Linked DNA regions of Homo sapiens: region 1 is linked to region 2. Evidence: read pairs that join two places in POLR2A ChIA-PET (ENCODE). Cell type or tissue: GM12878. All regions are shown on one strand. Each heading gives the region's core, and the rest is flanking DNA. Links, peaks and the distances in the headings are about the cores only.

Region 1 (5,383 bases), core at 228-5,227, 220 kb after region 2:
TAAACTCTTTTGTCTTTAGAACTAAAAGTTTTTTTAAAAATATGCCCTTTAGATTCTACCCCAAATGTTACCATAATAAACACATTTATTTTTAAAATAACTCTATCTGATTGGGGGTCTTCTCTGTCAATCTGGTTTCTCTTATAAAACAAGTCAACTCTCAACAGCCTACGTTAATAAGGGAAAATGTAAAATAAACGCAGAAGTAGTCTAATTGCCAACAGGTCCTTCCAGGTTCTTCCTTCTAAGTAAAACCTTCCTTGGATACCAAGAATGCCCAAACAGTTGATTATTAACTGCAGATCATCCTACTTCACAGAAACTGTGAAAGTACAAATTGTATGTGTTGTGGCATGTACAGAGGTTGGTGGTAGGAAACAGAATTTTTGAAACATAAGCCAAAGAACATAACAGGACACAGAGATGGGGAAGAAAATCCAACAACAAAAACCCCCTTCATACAAAACGACAAACAAGGGGCACAAATAGAAAGCAAGGAGATCCACCTGGGCATGTATTAAAATTAACATATCAACAGTATTAAATATGCTAACATGATACTGGAAACCAGATTCAAACTAGATCATAATATCTAAGAATGATGAAACAATCATCTTACTACATTCAGCAACGCATATACCTTATTAGATTACTCAGTTTTATTTGAGTCTTCACATTTCAGGAGTGGGGTGGCGAAAATCTCACCATTGAAAGACAATAAAAATGATAAAAAATAAAATTTCCCCCTTTGTGGGGGTGGTATGGGATAAAAATGGCTTGAAGAACATAAATTATGCAGCTTGAAAAAAGAACTCTAAGACATGAAAAATTTATGTTCAAAGAGCTAATTAATTTCACCCCCACTAAGGTAATAGGGTAAACATACATAGAGGTCTAATTTTTAACCTTATTTTAGTCATAAATCAGATTTATACAAATTAGTATTTTCCAAAACAAATTGCAGATATTATGTACAGAAGAGAGCCCACCTTTCTTCAAGCTAATAATACAGTGGCATCTGGTGGTAATAATGACTGTGAACGGCCAACGAAAATTAAGTATGCTTAAAACCTTTCTTTCTGTAAGGCTGAGAATCTGAAATGGTTTATCAAGAAAGAAAGTAGAAGATACAGAAGTTACAAAATCTCTATCACTAAAGACTTTTAAGAATGGGGCAAATTAGCTTTGTATTTAAGTACATATAAACAAGCCCACAACCTAGCATAATAAAAATCACATTAGCCCATCCAATTTTCCCCCTTTGTCCTAGTTTCTTTTTGATGGGAGGAGGCGTTGTGAGATAATAATAGCAGGAAATAAGGTGGAGCAGCTGCACAGGCAAGATGAGGTACAGTGCTTGTGTTTCACCTCCATTCCAGCCCTCTGCTGGCTAAGTCTTGGTGAAAATGAGATTAGCTGTTTGGGGAGCCCTAACAGTTATCAAAACCTTTGGAATCAAAATGTGGTCCCTTACTGTCTCACTTTTACCAGGAACTTCTTAGAGCCTCTAGCAAGATCCAGGTAATAGGAGCAATGGAAGCTACCCTGAAGAGATTTCTAATTATCTGGGAAGGGGGAGGGTGTAAAGGATGTTTAATACTGGCAATGTGGGTCATAGCACATGCAGAGAAAACTGTCTGGTATGGAGACTGGTGCTTGACTAGATGGCTTCTATTTTAGTCCCACAAATTTATGGAAATAATCCATGTGAATAAATTATAAAGAAAGAAATGACTACCCTAAATTTCTGTAGTAATATAAAATATAGCTCACTAGATTTTGTGTTAATGCTGTTGCTATTTTACTGATGAGAAACTTCCAACTAATTACAATAATAATTAATTACTCAAAATTTCTTTTGGTCGAAATATTATATCATTACTGCCAAGACCATTAAATAACAATATAATGTTAAGTAGTAACACATCCAGTTTTCTTTAACAGAGAGAAATAACACAAAACTTGGTCAGGCTTGCTTAATATTACGTGTACGAAAGGCAGTTTTTTGGTTATTAATCGGTTAAAACATCTCCTCTGCTAATCCATAAATGGAAATTAACATTCCAGTTCCCTTTATTGTTGCATGCAGTATAGACAGAAGGGAAAACTTTAAGGCTAGTTTAGTAACATTGCAATATAGGTGGTACCTCAACCCAAGCAACAAATGTGCTCTTGGAAAACTGTTCAAACCAATTATTTCTAAAAATTAAAGTCTTTTAAAATATATTAAGCATTTTGAAAAACCTTGTCATATATTCCTTCATAAAAGAGAAATCCTATCACAATTCAAATAATTGCCAGCTAATTTGCCTATAAATGAAATTCTTTATTTTTAAAAAAAGAACTGACGCAAAACATTTATTTTAAAAGTAACTAAAAATGTTGTTCAGAACACCGATCCTTTAACATTTTAATGAAAACTTCAATAGGGACCCAAATTTCAAAATATTTCATTATGATTTTGGTTTAAAGGACCAGATAACCAACAGATCTTTTCCAACTCTATGATTCATACTAAGTCTTAATAAACTGGATGCAACTATCCCACTTGTATGCGAGCTGAACACAAATGTATCAAAAGAGGTTGCCTAAACTAAAAGGTGGGGGAGGGAGTAATCTCCAGGAAATATCAGGTTCTCCAGGAACTAAGGATGAGGCTGAAATTAAAAAGTAGCCTTTCTTCAGTTAGCATTTTACATATGGCAACCCAACACATGAAAGCTGTAATGTGCTACCTATCTTAATGAAATAAAATTGTAGACAACTACGAGCAACTATTTCATAAAGGGAAACAAATTATTCTACATGTTCAGGTCCAATCCCAACCCAAATAAACACATTGTATTACAATGTGTTTTTATTCAGATAGAGTATTCTTTTCCATTTCTTAATGAGAATTCAGCTCTAGAACGGGTCTCCTCGGGAGGTGACTTGCACCTAGGAGGGTGCAGAGTGTGGGATTTATTTTATTTTAACCTATACAGAGCTTTATTTATTTTTTTATTTTTCCTTGGCGAGAATGGATCCCTACAAGATATTCTGAAATGTATCAAATTTGGGGTTAATAGTATGTGGTTGGCAAAAATTCAATGCTTGAGTGGGAACTAAAAATGATTTCTTTAATTGTATGCCAAACTGAATAATCTCCCAGGGAAAAGAACCTCCTCCTCTTGCCTTTCCTACCTCCTGCCCCTCCCCCACCAACATTGCCTCCCTGCTGTGCAAAGAGCCCTTTGTCCTGCCCCGCACTTATCTAGCTGTTTGGCCATATTGACAGGCCTACTGGAGGCATAATAAGGGAGTCAGTCTGACATAAGCAGCTGGCAATTTGAAACAAAAATCTTCCTTTTCTACTTAGACCAAATCCTGCTGCAGAGGTCTCTGGCTCCTCCCATGCTTCCATCTATTTCTCAAACAGAGCAGCAAGAAATTCAGCATTTTCCCCTCCATTAGGTAGCACAAATCAAAAACTTGATTCCCCAGACAGAAATCTATTTTGTATACATTCCTATAGCTACCGCTTTTTGTGATTCATAACATAGGCCAAAAGTATACATGTAACTAACATGGCTAAGGCAATGCTTCTCATTACTTCATACTGCCATGAAAGCTGTGGGAATCCTTATACCACAACGAACCCATAAGAACACAGAAGAGAAAGCAGCAGCCCAACCAAAGCAACAGACATGAGCATCAGGCAAAACTGGCCTGATGTAAAAACTTAAGTGTTTTAAAAATACTAAGACATTACTCCAAGAAGCAGAAAATTCCTTTCCCTGTCTTCATATCAAACATACTTAATGTGACCTTACATTAAGTAAGGTATTCCCTCAGGTACTCAGCAAACAAAATCAATATGATGGTATAAACGAATGAGGCACGATGCGATTACAAATTCCTTGCTCAGTGAGGGCACATATAAAGCAGACTGAGCTTACCTTCATTGTTTATTTTATCCCATAGTTCCCTTCGCTAAGTATTAAAGACAGAATGCATTTTGTCCCAGGGTAGGGGAATTCTCTCCAATGTAATGCTTTCTAACAGCACCTCCCCCCAAAGTTACTGGGTATCTTTTACGCAATTCATAATTAAAGATACAATAAAACAGTTTTCCTAAGACTTATTTAACAAAATGTATATAGACAAGTGAAGGAAACTATATTCTCTCCACCTTTCATGAACTTCCCAGAATCCCACCCACAAGATAAATCAATCATTTTGCCACATATTTTGGAATTTTTGGCAGTAAGGAATGGTACCAATCCCTGCCCATCACGGGTACACTACATTACTTTCTAAAGAGTGCCTTTGAAAGAATACTTTAAATTACAAATGACTACCAGTTATATCACTAAATATACGATGCACATTTTGCAAAGTTTGATGCCTCAAACAAAATATACTGGTCAAGAAGTTTCAGTTTTCAACACTTGAAATACAATTTTTATAAATAAAATTCACTGCTAGACCTTCTGACTTCAAATTAAACTGATGAATCACCAGAGTTCAGCCAAAAATTATTTTTAAAATTTTATTTTATTCATGATCCAGTTCCCCTCTGATAAAATGTATCCAATAGTCATTGACTGCTGTTAACTATGGCCTAATTTTTCATAAGTTATTTCAACATGGAGAGGATAAAGCAAAAGTAATTATCTGCAAATCTGTACTTTGCACTTTATTATTTCCCCATTCAAAGGTAAAAATGAAATAGTCATTCTCCCCAGAAAAGCCAGAATAATTTCAGAAAGTCAGTTCCTGGACACAAAACAGTATCAAAAGATATAAAAAAGTTTTCAAGGGTATAACTTAAGTAAATCCTTCTATGAAAAGGGCCTGTATGATCCTCTAAAAAATGATAATATCAAGAGCACAAAAGGTTCCAAACAACAGGAAATTCGAGTGTAAAAGCAATTATTTTATATAGCAACTTAAGCCACAGAGTAAAAAACTACAAACATTTTTATCTTAAACCCTAAGTATGTCAAACAGCCAGTATACATGAAATCATATTTATCTGCTATTGCATCTTATCTATGTGATAGTAATAAGAATTGGAACCTCCTAAAATAGTATCCATTAAAGGTTCTGTTTCATTGGTCTGCTTTTATTACTGGGAAAACAATGTGAGCCACATTTGTGAATGACAAAACTCATTTCCATTCTTTTTGGTTCTCTGCCACAAATGCCAGAGTGATACTACAAATTATAGATGTTTGTGAGATTTAAGTACATTTACACGAAAATGAACAAATCAAAATTCTGAGAGAAAAAAGTATAGGATACACGAGTCTTGGGGAAGAAAAACAGCACACAGGAATATGTCCAGTATTGCATATAATTGGTGGTGGTGGTTCTCCTTCAAGTTTTTCCACGCTCAGAC
Region 2 (5,383 bases), core at 292-5,291:
TGGTGTGGGTGACAGAGTGAGACTGTCTCAAAAAAAGAAAAAAAAAAAAAGGAGGAGGCTATACTTTAAATTGAAAGGGACTTAAAATATGCTTCAATGGTAGAACAACCTAATATAATAAGACCTATTTAAATTCTGATTTGAACAAACTAACTATAGAAATATACTTTCTACTATCTCAGGGGCATTAGAATATGGACTAGGTTTTATGAATGACATTAAGGAATTTAATTTTGCTAGACTGCTAAATAATAGTTGTTTATCAAATGTTCTTATTTTAAAGATGCAGCCTTAGGTTTTGTGGGGAGGAGTGAAAAGATATACTGTCTGGGATTTATTTTAAAATACTCTAGCCAAGAAAAAGTGGGGGAGAGGCATAGGGAGTGTTAGATGAAACAAGTATAGTGAAATATTGATGGTTGTTTAAGCTGGATGATAGATATTGTTTTCCCAATAAGTTGAAAGAAAAATAATAAAAGGAGGGTTTGTAACTATATGTTCTTGTTTTGTTTTTTAGAGACAAGATCTCACTATGTTGCCCAGGCTATTCTTGAACTCCTGGGCTCAAGTGATACTCCTGCCTCAGCTTACTGAGTATTTGGACTACAGGCATGCGCCACCATGCCCAGCTAATTTTAAAAAAACCTTTTCTTTGTGTGGAAACAGGGTCTTACTATGTTATTCGGACTGATCTCAAACTCCTGACCTCAAGTGATCCTCCTGCCTCAGCCTCCCAAAGTGCTGGGACTACAGGCATGAGCCATTGTGCCCAGCCGCTATATAGTCTTTATCTTCTACTCAGGATCACCATTATGTAATAACCAGATGTCACCCCTACTGGAGTCTCAGCTGTCCATTTGGTGAGGTCTGCTCTGTGAGTCATCTTACAGTCTGAGCTGAACCTGACACTCTCCCATCTTTTCAGGAGATGTATTCATTTGTGAGGGCTGCCATAACAAAGTCTTGCAAACTGAGAGGCTCAGAACAACAGAAATTTATTTGTCTCAAAATTCTGGAGCCTAGAAGTTCAAAATCAAGGTGTTGGCAGGGCCATGCTCCCTCTGTAACTGTAGGGAGAGGATCCTTTCTTGCCTCTCCCTGGCTTCAGGTGGTTTGCTGGGAATCTTGGGATTCCTTAGCTTGTGAGTGCTTTGCTCCAATCCCTTCTTCACATCATAGCTGTCTTCCTTCTATGTGTCTGCCCCGTATCCAAATTTCTGTTTGTTTTTTTTTGTTTTGCTTCTGAGACCATGCATTCTGAATTCAGTCGAATTCAGAATGCATTCATAAGGACCTATGTAATAATCTCATTTTAACTTGATTATCTCTGTAAAGACCCTATTACCAAATAAGGTCACATTGCAGGTTCAGGCTCTTTAATATATCTTTTTTTGGGAAGTTGGGGGAGGACACAATTCAACTGAGAAAAGAAAAACAGCTCAGGCTGGTTTGAGCTTTATGAGGTTTGCAACATTCATCAGGCCCAGAGAGACCTGAGTACTGGACTTCAGCCGGGATCCTCCCCTCCTCCCTTCCTCTCACTAATGCCCGGGGGCAGTTGTTTAAAGGCATTCTGTTCCTGAGCAGCTGCCTCGTGCATTATCTTCATTCATATTCCTGAGGTTTGAGATACAAAGAACAAGGAATAGGCAGTGGATAGTTTATGTTGGCTGGCCCCGGTGGCTCACACCTGTAATCTCTGCACTTTGGAAGCTGAAGCGGGAGGATTGCTTGAGGCCAAGAGTTTGAGACCAGCCCAGGCAACATGGTGAAACCACGTCTCTACAAAAAATACAAAAAATTAGCTGGGCGTGGTGGCACTCACCTGTAATCCCAGCTACTCAGAAGGCTGAGATGGGAGGATTGCTTGAGCCCAGGAAATCAAGGCTGCAGTGAGCCGTGATTGCATCACTGCACTCCAGCCTAGGCAACAGAGCAAGACCCTGTCTTTAAAAAAAAGTTTGTCATTTTAATGTTTTGTTTTGTTTTGTTTTTTTGAGACGGAGTCTCGCTCTGTTGCCCAGGCTGGAGTGCAGTGGCGCGATCTCGGCTCACTGCAAGCTCCGCCACCCGGGTTCATGCCATTCTCCTGCCTCAGCCTCCCAAGTAGCTGGGACTACAGGCGCCCGCCACCATGCCTGGCTAATTTTTTTTGTATTTTTTTTAGTAGAGACGGGGTTTCACCGTGTTAGCCAGGATGGTCTCGATCTCCTGACCTCGTGATCCGCCTGCCTCAGCCTCCCAAAGTACTGGGATTACAGGCGTGAGCCACCGCACCTGGCCAGTTTGTCATTTTAATGTAAATTATTGGTAAACAACTTAGGAACTGACCCTCTTTTCCTTCAAACACCTACTTGTAGGCCCAGCATGGTGGCTGACACCTGTAATCCCAGCACTTTGGGAGGTCGAGGTGGGTTGATCACTTGAGGTCAGGCGTTCGAGACCAGCCTGGCCAACATGGTGAAACCCCATCTCTACCTGAAAATACGAAAATTAGCCAGGTGTGGTGGCACGTGTCTGTAATCCCAGGTACTAGTTACCTGGAAGGCTGAGGCAGGAGAATCACTTGAATCTGGGAGGCGGAGATTGCAGTGAGCTGAGATCACGCCACTGCACTCCAGCCTGGGCAACAGAGTGAGACTCCATCTCAAACAAACAAACAAACAAACAAACAAACAAAAAAGCAATGCCTACTTGTAACTGCTGCTAATCAGAGTGAATGTTCAGGGCAGCGTGAATCTACGCTTCCAGGTTACAGCCCTCAAACTTGACCCAAATAACCTTTCTACTTATACTGATTTTGCTTTTTTTCCTTTAGGTTGACAGCACAAAAGTTTATCCTCATTGCACTCTGTGGATGCTTCTCCCATTTGACATGTTCACTTCCTCTTATAACCCAAGAGGACTGACAAGGATGGTGTTTAGTTCTGACTTTCCTTTCTCCTTTGGGGCACTGAGCTGTAAACTCCTTCTATTTTCTAACGAAATGTTATGAAGACGCGACCAAACAAATTTTTCTTTTTTTTTTGAGACAGAGTCTTGCTCTGTTGCCCAGGCTGGAGTGTGGTGGCATGATCTTGGCTCACTGCAACCTCCACCTCCTGGGTTCATGCAATTCTCATGCCTAAGCCTCCAAAGTAGCTAGGACTACAGGCATGCACCACCATGCCTGGATAATTTTTTGTATTTTTTGGTAGAGATGGCGTTTCACCATGTTACCCAGGCTGGTCTCAAACTTCTGGACTCAAGTTATCTGCCCCCCTCAGCCTCCCAAACTACTGGGATTACAGGCATGAGCCACCGTGCCCAGCCACAAACAAAAATTCTAACAACACAGAGAAAAAAGGAGACAGAAGGGTACGTCATGCTTTTGCACCTGCCTTTTATAACTTAGGTTATTTCCTGGGGATGGAACATCTTGAGCTAGCAGTGCCGTGCTCTTCTGGTGGCAGCTTGTGGAGTCTGTCTGCCCCTACGATAAGGAAGCAAATGGCCAAGGAGTCCCCTCTCCTGCTCTGCAGGTTAAGACTCCCCTGACTCCATATGCCTTGGTCACATGTATCAGCCAAAGTCCCTGTAGGAAGTGGACAGCATGTTTAAATTTGGATGAATGGGCTGGGTGCAGTGCCTCACACCTGTAATCCCAGCACTTTGGGAGGCTGAGGTGGGTGGATTACGAGGTCAAGAGATCGAGACCATCCTGGCCAACATGGTGAAACCCCGTCTCTACTAAAAATACAAAAATTAGCTTGTCATGGTGGCGTGTGCCTATAGTCCCAGCTACTCGCGAGGCTGAGGCAGGAGAATCACTTGAAGCCGGAAGGCAGAGGTTGCAGTGAGCCGAGATTGCACCACTGCACTCCAGCCTAGCGACAGAGCGAGACTCTGTCTCAAATAATAATAATAATAATAATAATAATAATAATAATAATAATTTGAATGAATGGAAGAAAACCTGATAAGGGGACTAGCTACAAAGGTGTGAGTCAGGTGTAGGGAAAACAGAAGTGTGATGCCTGTGACTAGTGACAGAAGCAGTTGACGCAGGATTTTTTTTGGTGCTGCTTTGCCAGCCAGAGACCTCTGCAGCCAGCGACACTTCTACACGGGTGGGAGGCACCCCGCCCACTCAGCTTTGTGGGCTGCACTTGACTTGCACCCCAGCCTGGATCCCGCACTCACTGTGGGATCTGTGCTTAGCCTGCAGCTGGACTGGGTGTCCCATGACCCTGCTTCTGCCTTGGGCATCAGTATTTGGATGAGGGGAACACAGTGGCACCCGAAAGCTTTGGTGATGCCAGCAACTGTGGAACCCCAAAGAGGCTGTTACAGCAAGTTACAGCTCTGGCTTGGGGAAACCCCAAGGTCTGGGGCCCCAGAAGGGTCCTGGCTCTTCTCTCCTTCCTACCACCTGCAGCACAGCGCATGAGGTTGGGGACAGAGCATGTCTGAGCCCATTTGTGTTACAGCTCGTTCAGTCCCACCGACCCACACTGGACTGCAGCTCCTGGGCTGACCCAGCACTGCTTCTGCTTCCCATCATGTGAGGTGGCCTTCCGGCACCAGCAGAAGGCAGAGAGCTACAGTGTTACAACTCTTTTTGTACTTGCATTTGGTGGGTCCCAGGTTCTTGTCCTGCATCCAAGAAGAATGAGGTTATGCTGACAACTGGAGGGTGAGTAAGATGGAGATGAATTTTATTGAGCAATGACACAGCTCTCAGCAGAGAGGGGACCCAAAGTGGGCAGCCCCTACCCAAAAGTGAGTAGTCCCCCACCCAAAGGTGAATAGTCCCAAAGTGTGGCTGAGTCTGGGGTTTTTATGGGCTCAGAATTGGGGGGGTGTGTGCTGATTGGGTTGTGAGTATGCAAAAAAGACTAAAAAAAAGGCACCACTCAAAGATGGGCATGACAGTGTAAAAAACCAATTAGGGAAGAGTAGGTATATATAAAATGGGTGAAGGATGGGGACAATGAGGGGAAAGTGCACCAAACGGGAAGAGAGTTTCTCAATTCAGTTCGTGGATTTATCAGAGACTTGTAGGTTGGTTTTCAGGCTTTAAACTCTCTTTGGCTTGAAGTTTGGGTTTCACCAGGGACCCGCCCCTATCTACCTAAGAATCTGTCACCCTTCTGCCACTATCACTGTTACCATTCCCATAGCTAAGGGCATGCAGTGAACAGTTATGTGAGTCATGTAGAGAGGAAGCCTTGATGGGTCAAGACCCAGCCAGCTCAAGGTGACCTGGGGAGGAAACTGGGGAGATAGATACCCCCACCTTAATCTCATTCCTCCCTCCACTCCCCTCTCAGTTCTTACCTTCGACTGAACACCACTGGAAGGCAGAGGGCATGGAAGTCTTTAATGAGGACCATGGAGGTCA

What was found. ChIA-PET counts read pairs that join two places held together with the same protein. Peaks named below come from ENCODE experiments on the same cell type or tissue, not always from the same donor. Only the 100,000 strongest peaks of a DNase experiment are listed, where the experiment ranks them.
Region 1: POLR2A ChIA-PET joins it to region 2 with 5 read pairs; 4 of 35 experiments call an interaction of 5 or more read pairs at or near these places.

What each region holds. Positions count from the first base shown.
Region 1 is chr3:9,400,878-9,406,260 of GRCh38, reverse strand. The region is part of intron 1 of SETD5 (SET domain containing 5); the gene reads right to left. Among named protein-coding and RNA genes, the nearest start is that of SETD5, 6.0 kb to the right of the region's middle. RefSeq lists a silencer at 2,522-2,816 and an enhancer at 2,908-3,408. In GM12878, for the core only: no CTCF peak of the experiment used is centred there; no DNase peak of the experiment used is centred there; H3K4me3 peaks cover 3,113 bases; H3K27ac peaks cover 189 bases.
Region 2 is chr3:9,618,807-9,624,189 of GRCh38, reverse strand. No RefSeq gene overlaps it. Among named protein-coding and RNA genes, the nearest start is that of MTMR14, 28 kb to the left of the region's middle. In GM12878, for the core only: no CTCF peak of the experiment used is centred there; no DNase peak of the experiment used is centred there.